Regions from separate parts of the Homo sapiens genome. Here region 1 is linked to region 2. A link is an interaction called in ENCODE POLR2A ChIA-PET data of the cell type or tissue named here. Cell type or tissue: K562. All regions are shown on one strand. Each heading gives the region's core, and the rest is flanking DNA. Links, peaks and the distances in the headings are about the cores only.

The links. ChIA-PET counts read pairs that join two places held together with the same protein. Peaks named below come from ENCODE experiments on the same cell type or tissue, not always from the same donor. Only the 100,000 strongest peaks of a DNase experiment are listed, where the experiment ranks them.
Region 1: POLR2A ChIA-PET joins it to region 2 with 5 read pairs; 2 of 35 experiments call an interaction of 5 or more read pairs at or near these places.

Annotation. Positions count from the first base shown.
Region 1 is chr1:23,628,393-23,635,785 of GRCh38, reverse strand. MDS2 (myelodysplastic syndrome 2 translocation associated) reads right to left here. Exons shown (of 6, transcript NR_167910.1): 3 at 7,189-7,279; 4 at 6,229-6,305. Among named protein-coding and RNA genes, the nearest start is that of MDS2, 4.8 kb to the right of the region's middle. In K562, for the core only: no CTCF peak of the experiment used is centred there; no DNase peak of the experiment used is centred there.
Region 2 is chr1:22,281,084-22,289,163 of GRCh38, reverse strand. No RefSeq gene overlaps it. Among named protein-coding and RNA genes, the nearest start is that of MIR4418, 19 kb to the right of the region's middle. RefSeq lists an enhancer at 2,019-2,518. In K562, for the core only: CTCF peaks have their summits at 2,419 (motif pointing left) and 3,152; DNase peaks (open chromatin) are centred at 2,413 and 3,463; H3K4me3 peaks cover 374 bases.

The DNA.
Region 1 (7,393 bases), core at 2,348-6,347, 1.3 Mb before region 2:
CACCTGTTAGATCTACCTTGGAACTGTCTGCCTGGTGTTCACCCTTCCCAGAGCCCTGCTGCCCTGGCCTTGTACTCACCCATGCCCTGCCTCACTGTCTCTCCTCTGTTTTTTTTTCTGTTTTTTTTTTTTTTTTTTACTTCTTCTCTGCCCCATCCCAGAGTGACTTCTCAGAAAAGCACACGTGATCCCACCACCCTCTCCCTAAGAATGTGCTACCCACTCATCTGCAATGATGTCAACACCCCCAAGTCTAACACCAGCAGCCCCCCGGGATTTGGTCCCAGCCCATTTCTTAGGCTCAGACTCAACCCGCTCCTTCCCCTCTCCAACTCTCTCAGGTTCTAATCATCCCAAACCACAAGAGCAGTATGATGCCGTGATTAAAAGGCAGGACGGGGTCAGGCTTCCTGGAGTCCGCATCCCAGTGGCAGCACCTCTCTGAGCCTCAGCTTCCTCATCTGTAAAATGAGAGTGATAATAGCATCGACCTTGTAGAGTTGTTGGGAGGATTAAATGAGGTGATGAAGGTAAAGCACTTAGAAAGGGCTTGGTACACGGTCCATACTCAATGTTAGTTTCGTTTCACTGACAACTCCCAGCTGAATTTCTGCTCGCCAGGGATAGACTGTCTTTCCCCTTTTTCTCCACTAGGGGTGCTGCAACCTATTTCACGATACCGGGGAGATGTGCTCCATCTGGGAGGCCTTCCCCAGGTCAGATTTAGCCAGCCCTTCCTGGGTCACAGAGCTTACCCACTGGGACCTCTCGTGCCACCTCTCCCAGGGCCAATCCAACCCCACGTCTTGCCCCACTTACCTCCCAAGCAGCCCTCAAATTTCTCCCCTTCTCTCAACCCCCTGCTGTCTCCCTGACACAGGCTGCCATCGCGCTCATTACGCACCCACTCTCCCCTTCTCTCCACCCCATTGCTGCCTCCCTGGCACCAGCTGCCATTGTGCCCATGCCTCGCCCACTCTGCCCCTCCAGTGTTCCATCCAGAATGGACAGCTGTCCTCACTGTCCTTCCCTGAAGCCTTCACTGGCTCCTAAGTATGGTCCACTAGAGCCTCAGCTGCATAACGCACCCCTTCCTTTGCCAGCTGGGTTCCAGCCACACTGGCCTCACAAGCACCCTGCCCTCTCCCAGCTCAGGGCCTTGGCACATGCTGTTTCTGCCTCCTGGACCCTCTTTCCCCACCCTATCAGTCCTTATTCAACTCCTTTAGATGCTGACCTCCCCAGAGATGCCATCTCTGACCCTCCCACCACCAAGTACATCAAGGTCCCCCATGATGTCTTCATAGCACTCTGTACTTCCTCTCCTTAACCCTTATCACCGTTTATAATATGCAGTTGAATGGCTATTTGAGGAATATCTGCCTCCCCACTTCCTTTAAAAGCTTCCTGAGAGCAAGGCTGTGGATGTCTTTCATTATGTCCCCAGAGGGTTGGCATATGCCAGAGGAGTGAATGAATAAAAAGGGAATATTTCCTTATGTGTCTTTCTCGCATGTCAGGTCCCCATTCCCAGACTGATCCCCTACCCCACCTTGGCCTGGAACTTCAGTGGGAATCAACAAATGCTGTATGGATGAATGATAACACCCTTTTCCTGGTTTCCTTAAGGTTGATATTTTAACTACTCTTAAAGAAACTGTGATGTGTTGTGATAAAATATTATTATTATTATTTTATTTATTTATTTTTGAGACGGAGTCTTGCTCTGTCACCCAGGCTGGAGTGCAGTGGTGCAATCTTGGCTCACTGCAACCTCCACTTCTCAAGTTGAAGCAATTCTCAGCCTCTCAAGTAGCTGGGACTACAGGCGTGTGCCACCACGCCCGGCTAATTTTTTTTTTTTTTTTTTTTTTGAGACGGAGTCTTGCTCTGTCGCCCAGGCTGGAGTGCAGTGGCTCGATTTTGGCTCATTGCAAGCTCCGCCTCCTGGGATCACGCCATTCTCCTTCCTCAGCCTCTCGAGTAGCTGGGACCACTGGCGCCTGCCACCACGCCTGGCTAATTTTTTGTATTTTTAGTAGAGATGAGGTTTCACTCTGTTAGCCAGGATGGTCTCGATCTCCTGACCTCGTAATCTGCCTGCCTCGGCCTCTCAAAGTGCTGGGATTACAGGCGTGAGCCACCGCGCCTGGCTGATAAAATATTATTAATAATAATATCTACATGGGCATTGGAGCTGGCTGTCACTACCCGCTTATTCTCCCAGGAAGGCATATTCTTTGATCACGAATATCTCTGCAGGCCTCTGTAATTAACTTTCTCAGCCCTGATTGACCCTAGGGGATTGGCAAGACAGTGTCACTATTTTCCTGCTTTTACAGAAGAGAAAAATAGAGGTTTAGGAAAATTAAGGGGCATGCCCACGGGTGGCTGAGCTGGCCTTCTGTGTCCCAGCCCTGTCAGTTACCACTCCATACCTCCCAAAGCCTAGATTTTAAGCCACGCCACTGTACCCAGGGCCTAGTGCAGTGACTGGTGAGAAGGAGAATGGTTAGTAATGGTTGTTGAATGAATACATGAGTGAATGAATGCCTTCTGGAAAGTCTTTTCAGGAGAGGGCCTTAGCTGCAGGGGCCAGACCCCAGGATACCCTGTTCCCCCTTGAGAGACCACCCAAAGATGCTTTCTCTGGTCAGGGCTCTACCTTAGCTGGGAGCCCATGAGGAGAGGAGAAAAAGGGTTCCAGGCAAGGGGAAAAAGAGTCTCATACAGCAGCATCTCCTGAGTACAGCACTTAACAGTTTGCAAAGCCCTTGCATTCACTGCCTCTCCCTGGGATTTCAGAGGAGCTCTTCAAGAAGCCAGGGCAGAACAAATAAACACACAAGGGAAAAAAAAGGAAGAAAAGCTCTCTTTTCCCTCTTTGCAAAGCCAATATGTGTGTTCTTCGTAAACATTTGAGAACTATGCTGTCCAATGCAGTAACCACTAGCCACATGTGGCCACTTAAGTTTAAATTAATTAGAATTAAATACAATAAAAATTTCATTTTTCAGTCTCACTAGCCACATTTATTTATTTTATTTTGAGGCAGGGTCTTGCTCTGTTGCCCAGGCTGGAGTGCAGTGGTGCAATCATGGCTCACTGCAGCCTCAACCTCCTGGGCTCAGGCAATCCTCCCACCTCCGCCTCCCAAGTAGCTGGGACTACAGTCACACACCACCACACCCAGCTAATTTTTGTATTTTTTTATAGAGATAGGGTTTTGCTATGTTGCCCTGGCTGGTCTCAAACCCCTGGGCTCAAGTGATCTGCCCACCTGGACCTCCCAAAGTGCTGGGATTACAGGCATGAGCCACAGGGCCTGGCCAACTAGCCATATGTGAAGTATTCTGTATGTGGCTAATGGCTATGATAATATTGAACAAGGCAGATAGAGAACATTTCCATCATCCCAGAAAGTTCTACTGGATAAAACTGATTTATGACATATAAATAAGCAAAAGGAAGGGAGGGAAAACACCTGTCATTCCATTTTCCAAAGAATACCACTGCTAACATTTTGGCATGGATATTTCCAGTTTTTTCTATGGGTGGGCAACATATATACATTTTTTTTCAAAAATGGGTTAATACTCTACAGTCTGTTTTATGGCCTGTTTTTTCACTCACCAAATTACTGTAAATATCTTTTCTATAACATATTTTTAAACGGGGGTGCAATGTTTGTATGACTACTATAATTTACTTGCTCAGTTCTCTACTCACAGGTATTTGTGTTGTCTTCTATCTTTTTAAACTATCAAGACAACTATTGTTTATTTTTTTAATTTAAACATTTTGTGTGACAAGAGCTGTATTTTATTTTGATATCAATTCATTAGTTTTGTAAAAGTGGTAGATGCTCATTATAGGAAAGTAAATAAAATACACGATGTGCAAAGAAGAAAAACTATCTCCCCAAATCCCTCTACCCCCAAATAACCATATTTTCTTTCAAAAAAAATTTTTTTTTTTTTTTGTGACGGAGTCTCACTCTGTCGCCCAGGCTGGAGTGCAGTGGTGCGATCTTGGCTCACTGTAACCTCTGCCTCCTGGGTTCAAGCGATTCTCCTGCCTCAGCCTCCCAAGTAGCTGGGATTACAGGCACATGCCATCATGCCCAGCTAATTTTTGTATTTTTAGTAGAGACAGGGTTTCACCATGTTGGCCAGGCTGGTCTCGAACTCCTGACCTCAAGTGATCCGCCGGCCTCAGCCTCCCAAAGTGCTGGGATTATAGGTCTTTCAATTTTTTATTGTAAGATCTTTCTTTCTCTCTCTCTTTCTTTCCCTTTCCCTTTCCCTTCTTCCTTTCTTTCTTGACAGGGTCTCATTCTGTCACCCAGGCTGGAGTGCAATGGCACAATCAGAGCTCACTGCAGCCTTGACCTCCTGGGCTCAAGCAATCCTCTCACCTCAGCCTCCAGAGCTACTGGGACCACAGGCGTTTGCCACCACATCTGGCTAATTTTTTTTTTTAGAGGCTGGATCTCACTACGTTGCCCAGGCCAGTCTCAAACTCTTAGCCTCAAGTGGTTCTCCTGCCTCAGCCTCCCAAAGTGCTGAGACCACAGGCATGAGCCACCACACCTGACTAGATTTTTCTTTTTCTTTTTTTTTGAGACAGGGCCTCACTCTGTCACCCAGGCTGGCGTGCAATGGTACAATCTGGGCTCACTGCAGCCTCAATCTCCAGGGCTCAAGCAATCCTCCCACCTCAGCCTCCTGAGTCTGGGACTACAGGTGCACACCACCATTTCCAGCTAATTTTTATATTTTTTTTGTAGAGATGGGGTTTCACCATGTTGCCCAGGCTGGTCTGAAACTCCCGTCTCAAGTGATCCTGCCAAGGCCTGCCTTGGCCTCCCAAAGTGCTGGGATGACAGGCGTGAGCCACTGTGCCTGGCCCAGATTTTTTAAACATACAGAAAGGTTGAAAGAATAACACAGTGAACCCCCCTACACCTCCCACCAGCTCAATTCAACAATGGAAACCACCACATTTTAAACATGTTGGTGTCCTCTTCCTAAATAGCTTCCTGGGTCTGAACACACACAGATATGTGTATACAAGAATGACATCACACTTTACATATTGCTCTTAATTTTTTTTTTTTCTTTGAGATGGAGTCTCGCTCTGTTGCCCAGGCTGGAGTGCAGTAGTCCAATCTCAGCTCACTGCAACCTCTGCCTCCCAGGTTCCAGCGATTCTCCTGCTGCAGCCTCCTGGGTAGCTGGGATTACAGGCGCACACCACCACGCCTGGCTTATTTTTGTATTTTTAGTAGAGACGAGGTTTTACCATGTTGGCCAGGCTGGTCCTGAACTCCTGACTTCAGGTGATCCACCCACCTCAGCCTCCCAAAGTGCTAGGATTACAGGCATGAGGCGCCACACCTGGCCTGCTGGTTTTTAAAAAAATGTTCACTTAATAATATATTATAAACATATTCTCAAGTTTCATGAAGTATCCTTTCACAATATCATTTTTGATGGCCCCTTAGTATTCATTATATGGCTCTATCATAATTTTAACAACCAACCCTTGTATGGTTGGACATTGATGTCATTTCCAATTTTTCACTACTATAAAAAAAGTTCCGTGAACATCCCTGCATCTTTTTGACATTGGGTAAGAATTACCTGAGGGTAAATTCCTAGACTGAGGATTCAGGAGTCAAAGGACTTGCCTCACACTAGGGTAATAGCAATTCACACTTTCACTGATAATGCCTGAGACTCTCCAGCTACCCACATCCTCAGCAATATAGAAACAGTCTCCCTCAGACTGCCAGGCTAGAGTGCAGTGGCATGATCACGGTTCACTGTAGCCTTGACCTCCTGAGCTCAAGCCATCCTCCCACTTCAGCCACCTGCATAGCTGGGACCACAGGCACGTGCCACCATGCAGGGCTACTTTTTAAAATTTTTTTGTAGAGCCAGGGTCTCACCATGTTGCCCAGGTTGGTTTTGAAGTCCTGTGTTCCAGCAATCCACCCACCTCAGCCTCCCAAAGTACTGGGATTATAGGCATCAGCCATCGCACCCAGCCCTCACCAATATTATTATTATTATTATTATTATTATTATTATTATTATTATTATTATTATTTTAAGACAGGGTCTCACTGTGTTACTCAGGCTGGAGTGCAGTGGACACCAACAAATAGCTTCCCAGTTATGCAAACGCTTTCATCTACTTAACGTATATTGATTCAACACCTACCATGAGCCAGGCACTCTTCAGGATAATATAGCAGAGGATGGCACAAAGTCTCTGCTGATGATGAGGACTACAACATTCTAGTGGGAGAGACATACAGTAAACAAAGGTCAGTTCTACAGTGATGAATGCCATGAAGAAACGACAAGCAGGAGAGAGGGCTAGACAGTGGGAGAGGTGAGAGAGGATTAGGGTGCTATTGTATGTATAACAGGATGGCCAGAGAAACTTGCCTAGTGATGAGCGGAAGTGAGCCCTGTCATGGATAAATGGGCAGGGGCAGTTACCTTCTCTAGGCAGAGGGAATACAAGGGCGAAGACCGGGAGGCGTGATTGTGCTTGGCTGCTCGAAGAACAGCAAGGAGGCCAGTGGGGCTGGGGCAAGGGAGGGAAAAGCAACAGGAGGTAAGGTGGGGAGGGGTGTGCACAGCTCAGGTAGGACTTTCTAGGCCACAGAACGGTGTTAAGATTTTCTCTGAGTGAGAGGGGAGCCACTGGGGCATTTGAACAGAGGAAGGAAGTAATTTGACTCATGTTTTAAAAAGATCACATTGGCTGGGTGCGGTGGCTCATGCTTGTAATCCCAGCACTTTGGGAGGCCGAGGTGGGCAGATCATCTGAGGTCAGGAGTTCGAGACCAGCCTGGCCAACATGGTGAAACCCCGTCTCTACTAAAAACACAAAAATTAGCCGGGCGTGGTGGTGGGGGCCTGTAATCCTAGCTACTGGGGAGGCTAAGGCATGAGAATCACTTGAACCCGGGAGGTGAAGGTTGCAGTGAGCCGAGATTGCACCACTGTACTCCAGCCTGGGGGATAGAGCGAGACTTTGCCTCCAAAATAATAATAATAATAATAATAATAAATGAATAAATGAAAAGATCACATTGGTTATTCTATGGGGTATAAAGGCAGCAGGGAGTGCTAGGATGAAAGCAGGGATGCCCAGCACGGTGGCTCACACCTGTAATCCCAGCACTTTGGGAGGTCGAGACAGGCGGATCACGAGGTCAGGAGATCGAGACCATCCTGGCTAACACGGTGAAATCCCGTCTCTGTTAAAAATAAAAATAAAAAAAATTAGCCAGGCGTGGTGGTGGGCGCCTGTAGTCCCAGCTACTCGGGAGGCTGAGGCAGGAGAATGGTGTGAACCCAGGAGGCGGAGCTTG
Region 2 (8,080 bases), core at 1,795-5,794:
AATTGAGGCTCAGAGAGACAAAGTCACTTGGCTAAGGTCACAGAGCCAGTGGGTGGTATTCACAGAACCCAGACTGTTGGCCTCTGAACAGGGTCTTCCTGACCATGATCACATGGCTTTCTCCTCTGCTGTGGTGCAGTGTGACCTTTGGCAAGTGAGTCAGACTCTCTGGCCTTCTGTGCTCTGCTCACCAAGCCATGATTGCCCAGAGGGGCATATTTTTCTAATATATACAAAGGTGCCCTAAGGGCCTGCAGTGGTCCCGACTCTGAACCTGAGTTTCTGTCTCTATAATGACCCACTCATTTTCTCCTACAGAGATACGGTGAGAACACAGTAATATAATCTATGCTAAAGCACATAGTAGGCTGACAGTTCAGGGAACCAAACGGGGCATCCACCTGTGTCTCCAGCCCTGACATCATGCACATATCAGGTCCAGAGAACTTAGCTTGCACTCAGGGCCTCCCCTATCAGTGCCTGGGATTTTTCACTCAGCTGTACAGGCTTAGGCAAGTCACTTTCCATCATGGGCCTCAGTTTCCTTATCTGTCACAGGAGGGGGTGGGGGAGGTAATCTCCAAGGGCATGGAAGCACTGACATTGGATTTTAGGCAGTAAAATACCGGTGCTCACCTCCGGAAGGCATTTCATGCAGGCCTCACGGTGTCCTTAGAATGGGCCAAATGAATGCTGTAAATTTCCCCTCCTCCGAGGACCTCTCTCCTTCCACACGCTCCTTCTTGACGGCTCACACTTTCTCTGCTTTCAGAGAGATGTTTTTCAAGCAGCCCACGTGGGGGCCCAAGCAACAGCCACGTGCAGAAGCCCAGCCCCGGCGGTAATCCCGGGCGGAAAGCAAGCGGGAAGAAACATGCAGGATGAAGGTGCCAGGGAAGAGGTCTTGTCCCTGATTTCCCAGTGGCCAGTGTGGGGTGGAGGCCAAGGACCGGGCCTGCGGGAAGTCCAGTGGGTCCTCTGAGAGGGCATCACTGGGACTATTCATAGCCCAGGATCCTCACTGGAATCTGGCAGGCAGGGACAGGCACCAGCAGGAATGTTGCCTGTTTGTGGCACAAACGCAAGCTAAGTTGTTTACGCTGTTCTTCCTTCCACTGCCTCACTTAGCCTGAGACCAAATGCCAACCATCCTGGAGCCTGAATAGATGTCCAAGACCCAGAATATGGTCTGTGTGCTGCATATAATAAAATGAGAACTGGATTTGGAGTGAAGGATATAACCATGGGATTTGGCAAGACACTGAATAGGGTTGCTGTGTGTGGTTGTTAAGGTCATGCACTGAACAAATACACCTGGGTGATGAAGTGAATGGGGCTAAAATCTACCCTGTGCTCTGCTCACTAAGCCATTATTGCCCAGAGGGGCATAGTTTTCGAATATGCACAAAGGTGCCATATGACCCACCCATTTTCTCCTGCAGAGAGATGGTAAGGACATAGTAATATAACCTATGTTAAAGAACCTAATGGTTATTTGCAATGAATTACCATTATTTATACAAAGTCTTGTTCCACAAAGGTTTAAAGGCAGCTTATGAAATTATATATGGTTAAATAGAAAATATGATTAGATACAATATTATACATTGATTGAATGAGGGAAGGCAAAAATGAGGCATATGCACCAGTACTTCCCTTCGTGTGCCCATGGCAGACATCACTAATGGATAAATCCATCATGCACCTTGTTCACGTTCTGAAAGTCAGTTTTCACCCTGGCACAAAGGAAATGAGGAAATCGGTAAAGGGCTGTATCTTCATGCTGCACAGTAGGTCAATAAATGAAAATTATATTCTGGGGCCTGTGGCAAGGGGAAGGGGAGGTGACCTGGATCAGGAAGTCCCACACTGTCATGTGTCATAGTTTTAGCCTTGAGCTTCATCATGGGCAAAACAAAGATGTAAACACTCAGGCAAGCATGCACACACACAGACACAATCAGTGTCCAAAATATAAAATTATACCAATTTCTCAGACTTCATGCAAATTGCCTACACTGAATTCTCGGCGAATTTTTCCTGGGGTTCCTCATAATGGGGTCATGTGATGAATCAGAAAACACCCTCAACAGCAGCCCTAGAAGAAGCACATTGGCAGATTTTCATTGGTGACTCCTTATAGTGAAAACCCTGGGTAGAAAACTTAATCAGAGCCCAGTGAGAGCTCTGTAAACCCTTTCCCCCATGACACCCAGCTTGTGGGAAGGGAGCTGGAAGAAATAGAAGCCCAAAGCTCTACTAAGTCTCTGGTATTGGGGAGTAGGCCTTCAAATGGACCCCAAGCCCTTTTCTATGAATGAGGAAACCAAGACCCTGGGAGGTTAGGGAGGGGCTCCAGGTCCCCAGCTCCAAGCCCAGGAGTATTTCCCCTCTACTTCACCACGCCCCCTGGAGGGTGCTCACCCCTGAGCAGCACTTCCTGGTCCAGCTCAACCCACCAGCAGGGTTGACCCACCAGCCTCCAAACCCCACGGCCAGACCCCCAGGCAACACCAACTGAGGGCCCCCTCACTGGAGAGCAAGGCTGTGGGCTACATTGTCCCCAAGGAACCCCTCTGGGGGAGCACAATCTACAGGTGGTCCTGGGGCCCCCCAGGGGAGGTGGCATTTGAGTAGACCTTCAAGGACAGGCCCCTCCTGCCCCACAGCTTGGCAGAACAGACAGATCAGGCGGACCACAGTTCAAATCCCAGCCCTGCTGCTCCCGGGCTGTGTCCTTGGGAAAGTTATCTCACCACCTCTAAGCCTTAGCTTCCTCGTCTGTAAAGTCAGAACCGCTCCTAGGGCAGGCAAGAGGGCTGCGTGAGACCAAAAACTTCACTAACTGAGCAGTTTATTACTCACACTATTATCACGACCGACGATAACTCACTCACGGCGTAGACAGAGCACTGGCCAGGAGTTGGACAGATCTGAGTGTGGATCCTGGCTCTGATACAACTGGCTGAGTACCTTTCTAAGCCTCAGTTCCCCCATCTGTTAAATGGGAGGCAGGACTATTCCAAAGGTCAGTGGCCTGTGAGGGTGCAGTTCCAGTTTTGGCCCCTCAGATGCTGGAAGCACAAGGGAACCGGGACTTGGGCTAGAGGGAGGCAGGGCCCGAGAGGCCCTGAGGCCTGGAGCTCACCAGCAGCTCCCCTCTGGGGCCTGGGCCGGGGGAATGTGTAGGAGGGAGGTCCAGGGAGGGGGGCCCTGGAGCCAAGAGGAACAGCCCTGGCGGCGGGCAGCGGTGCGGTGACCCAGGAGGGAGGGAGAGCTTGGCTCCGAGCTCATCACTCAGCGAGCTGTCTCCCCCCGGGCCGGGAACCCCGGCGGCCTGTCCTCCCCACTTCCTGCGCGCTGGGTCAATATTGTGATTTCCACTGTGCAGCCCGCCTGGGACGGCCTGGCCCTGCGCGCCGCCCAGGGTCACGGGGCTGCGGGGAGACAGGGGTATGGAGAGGTCACCCGCTGCCTGGAAGATGACTCAGGACCTGTAGGCTGCAAGGCGGCGCGGCCAGGAGCCAGGAGCCCCAGTGCAGCCCCACCTCCAAATGCACAGAAATGGCGCCGGAACAAGGCCTGTGAACTCTCCCATCCAAACCGAGGGATCAACCAAGGCCCGGAGAGGGCGGGGACTTGCCCAAGGTCACACCGTGAGTCTGTAGCTGAAGGAGGCCCTGAATCCCATCTCCTGACCTCAGATCCTCACCAAACCTCCATATTCTACCTTCCCTGCCCAAGTACCTACCTTCCTCTTCATCAGCATCCGGAACGGACATCTTCCTACACCTCCGCGGGAGCACAAGGAGAGAGGACAGGCTGACCCTGACCAAGGAGGGCTGGTGTGGAGGCTTCTCCAGGAGTGAGGGGTGGTCAGGAGGACACAGTTCAGGACACCCACACACTGGGAGTTATGAGGATGGAGGATGCGAGGCACCAGCCCTGACGATCCGGAACCTGTGGCTTCATTTTTCCCAGTGAGTGCCTCTTGTCAAGGCTGAGTGCAGACTTAGCCTCCTCCCTGGAGCACCCACCGCACCCCTGCTCTCCTCCAGACCGCCTCCTCCATGCGGTGCTCTTCTTACACCACACACCTGCCTCCCCTAGTGAATCAGGAGCTCCTGGGGGAAGGGGCCCAGGCGATCTCACTTCCAGATCCCAGGCCCAGCCCAGGGTGAGGCCATCCTGGGCCCTGTTAGCACTGCTGAGTGAGGGAAGGGAGGAGTCCTGTCTTCCCACATCACTGTCAACGCCACAGGGGCAGAAACTCCTGCCCTCCCAGTGTCACCTCTCCTGGAGACTCTTTTTATTCTTCACTTGGTTACCTCCTGCTCTTCCTTTAGGTCTCTGCTTAACTGTCACCTCCTCCTGGAAACCCTTCCAGACCACTCTGCCAAAACTACATTAGCTGGCCCTGCTCTGAGTCCATTATACTTCCCTAAAAGTGCTCTTACCCCAGGGGAATATAATGGCTTCTTAAATGTTCTTCCCCTCTAGGCTGAACTAGGGCTGAAGTCCCTATCTCTGAGTGAGATGAGACTCACTATTGTGTTTCTAGCTCGGGGTCTGGTGCAGAGTCAGTGCTAGATGGATGGATGGATGAATGGATGGATGGATGGATGGATAGATGGGCCTGGTGCAGAATCAGTGCTGGATGGATGGATGGATGGATGGATGCATGCATGCATGCATGGATGAATGGATGGATGGATAGATGGGTGGGTGGATGGATGGATGGATGGATGGATGGATGGATGGATAGATATATGGATGGATGGATGGATAGATGGGTGAGTGGGTGGATGGCTGGCTGGCTGGCTGGATGGATGGATGGATGGATGGATGGTTGGATGGATGGATTCCTCCCAGAGCCAGGCCCATAGTAGGGATTCAGGAGATGCTGGCAGATGGAGATGATGGTTGTGATGATAGTGGTATCTGGGGTGGATATCTCTTGCTCTTTTCTGCCCAGCATCCCTCTTACCCCAACCTTAATTTACTATCAGCCACCTGGTCCCCTGTGGGAAACTGTTCTTCCTTCCTTACATAAGTCTGTCAATTACTGAACCCCAATGCCTCATCCACATGACCCAGACTTGGTCAATGATTGTCCCCCACTTCCTTGGCTGCAGTGATTGCCCCGCAGGCACATGGCCCAAACAAGGTCAGTCAGTTCTTCCTTGGAACTGACATATGGATCTTAGAAGAAAACAGCTCTCTGGTTTTAGACTGGGGTTCCCAAGCTGGGCTGATGGTAGCCAAGTTCTCCACCTCACAGAAGGGAGAGAATGAGGCCAGCCCCACAGGGAAGCAGAGACAGCAAGGGTGAATGACAGACAGAGATAATCCTGTTGGCCCTGAGCTGTGATTCCAGCCCCCTAGCCCTACTCCTCAGGGCAATTCCCCAGGCCAGCAAGTCCCCTTTTTTGCTCAAGATGATGTGATGTGGCTTCTCTCAGCTGCAATGGGAAGGATTCTGAATAACAGTAAACCAAAGAGAAAACAGTGAGAGGAGCAGGGTGAGTCCAAGTGGAGACACAGATGTTGAGCAGCAATTGACCAGCAGACTCAAGGAGATGAAGGAATCTCCTGCTAAGGGCATGGCCAGAGACTCTCCAGCCCCACTGTGGGCAGAGCCAAAGGACAAAGGCTGTGGGGCAGAAGGAAGGACCTAGGGTGGGGTTGGAGCACCTTTGCTGCAAATGACTGAAACCTCACTGAAACTGGCAGGAAGGGGAGTTTATCAGTTCACATATCTAAAATGTCCATGGTTTTTAGCTTCAGGCATGGCTGGATCCAAGTACTCAACTGCAGTTGTCAGGAGCTGTCTCTCTCCAGGCCTCCAACCTGTTTTCCTCTGTGTTGGATCCACTCTCAGGTAGGCTTTCTCCAAATGATGGCAACTTTAGGCTTCCATCCTAACAGCAAACCCAACTGAAAGGACACCTCCTTCTCCGTTGTTGCAGCGAAATCCCAGAACTTAATCTGATTTGCCTTGATTTGATCACTTACTCACCCCCAAACAAACCCTGAGACAAGACGAGAGGAATGTGGTGCTCTCATTGGCCAGGCTTGGGCCACAGGTGCACTCAAGGTAAACCCCACCCAACTCACAACTTGAGAGTGGGGAGGGGGCCTCTCTAAGGGTGCTGCCATCAGAAGCAGGAGCATGGGCTGGGCAGGCAGGATTAAAGTTGGCTACAATCCGTGGGAAGAGGTCTTTGGCTGGAAGTTGCTCCCCACAGGAATGAAGGCCCGAGGGAGAGGAAAGGAGCTCTTTGGGGAAAAGATAACATTCCCTTTGGCTGGGATGGTCTTCGGGGGAGGGCGGAAGTGCCCCTGAAGGCAAAAGGATGGATGAGAGGAGCTCTCGGTTACTCCCAGCTCTGGAAGTCTCTAGTTTGCAGCTGTGACGCCAATGGTCTGAAGCCAGACACATTCCTGGACTTAGCCAAAAAAGGCCGAGATGAGATTCAAAGATGTAGGAACACCTCTGATGTCCGCATCTGCATGCTCCAAACTCATGTGTGCACCAATCCTGCAGCCCTGCAGAGAAAATTGCAGCCTGACCTGCCCAAATTGCCCAAGTTCTGCAGTTTGCAGGAGAGAGAACTGATGGCTTCCAGGTTGTCAGAGGGCAGCAACGTCCAGGGCCGCTCTGGAGTGGTCACTGAGCCCGCCCTGGGAGGAGACTGCAGCTGCGGAGCTCAGAAACCCTTGCTTTGTGCTTGGAGAAAAAGAGGGAAATGCCCTCTTGGCTCTTCAAGGCTGCCAGGCCCCCGCCCCATACTTCACAGTGACAACCCAGCCTCATACCCATGTTCCCCAGCCTGGCTTCCCTCGGCCAGGCACTTCCCCTTAACTCCCTGCTTCAACTCCTCCTGTCATCTGGAAAGCCGAGGATGGATGTGCCATCTGGGGAGCTACACACATCTTCATGGATGAGGCACATGTTACTCTGAGAGTCTATGTCCTCAGCTGTGTGATGGAGGGGAAACCTTCCTGGCCAACCCCTCAGGCATGCTAAGACCATCACATGGCCCGCGGCTATGACCATGTCTTGGGAAATTAGAAAGCCTCTGTCACAGGGCACTTCATAGTGACCCCCTGCATGGATATGGGGGGTGGGGGTGGGCGCAGGTTCTGAATCCTCCAGTGTGCTGTCCCTTGGAGCTGGGGTTTGGGGAGAGGATGAGTCTGTCTGGTCTGGAGGCAGGAGGATGGAGGATGGCATGAGGAAGTCTCAAAATCCTTTCAAGCCTTCAGTGGCTTCGCCCAGCCTGGAGATGGTGTGGTCAGACTTCCCTAAATTCCCACCAGACAGGAGCGCAGCCCCTTTGTCATCTCTCCAGCATGTGCTGAGCATGTAATGTGAGCTCTGAAGTCACATATGGAGGGAGCCTTCCCCAAGGCTCCCCACCAGTGACACTTCCTCTTGCCTTCCCATTCAATCCGCCACCGGTCCTGTGATGCTCCTCCACAGTCCCTCCAGAATCCACCCACCTCTCACCACATCTGCCGCTACTGCCCTAGTCCAAGCCACCCTCTCTCCCAGCCAACTTCTCAGTCTCCTCACTGGCCTGTCTGCGTCCACTACCCTGGCACCCTTTCTTCATATGGTAGACAAAACACAACAGCCCAGCAACAAAACACAACAGCCCAGATATTTAGGGCCATCACCCGTCTAATGGTATCCCATTACTCTTAGAAAAATAGAAAAATATCCACACTCAGCCAAGGAGAAAAGATGATCAAATGTTTCTTTTTTCTTTTCTTTTCTTTTTTTTTTTTTTTTTGAGATGGAGTCTCGCTTTGTTGCCCAGGCTGGAGTACAGTTGTGAAATCACAGCTCACTGCAACCTCCGCCTCCCTGGTTCTAGTGATTCTCCTGCCTCAGCCTCCCAAGTAGCTGGGAGTACAGGCGCCTACCACCACCCCCAGTTAATTTTTTAATATTTTTAGTAGAGACGAGGTTTCCCCATGTTGGCCAGGCTGGTCTCAAACTCCTGACCTCAAGTGATCCACCTGCCTCGGCCTCCTAAAGTGCTGAGATTACAGGTGTGAGCCACCGCATCAG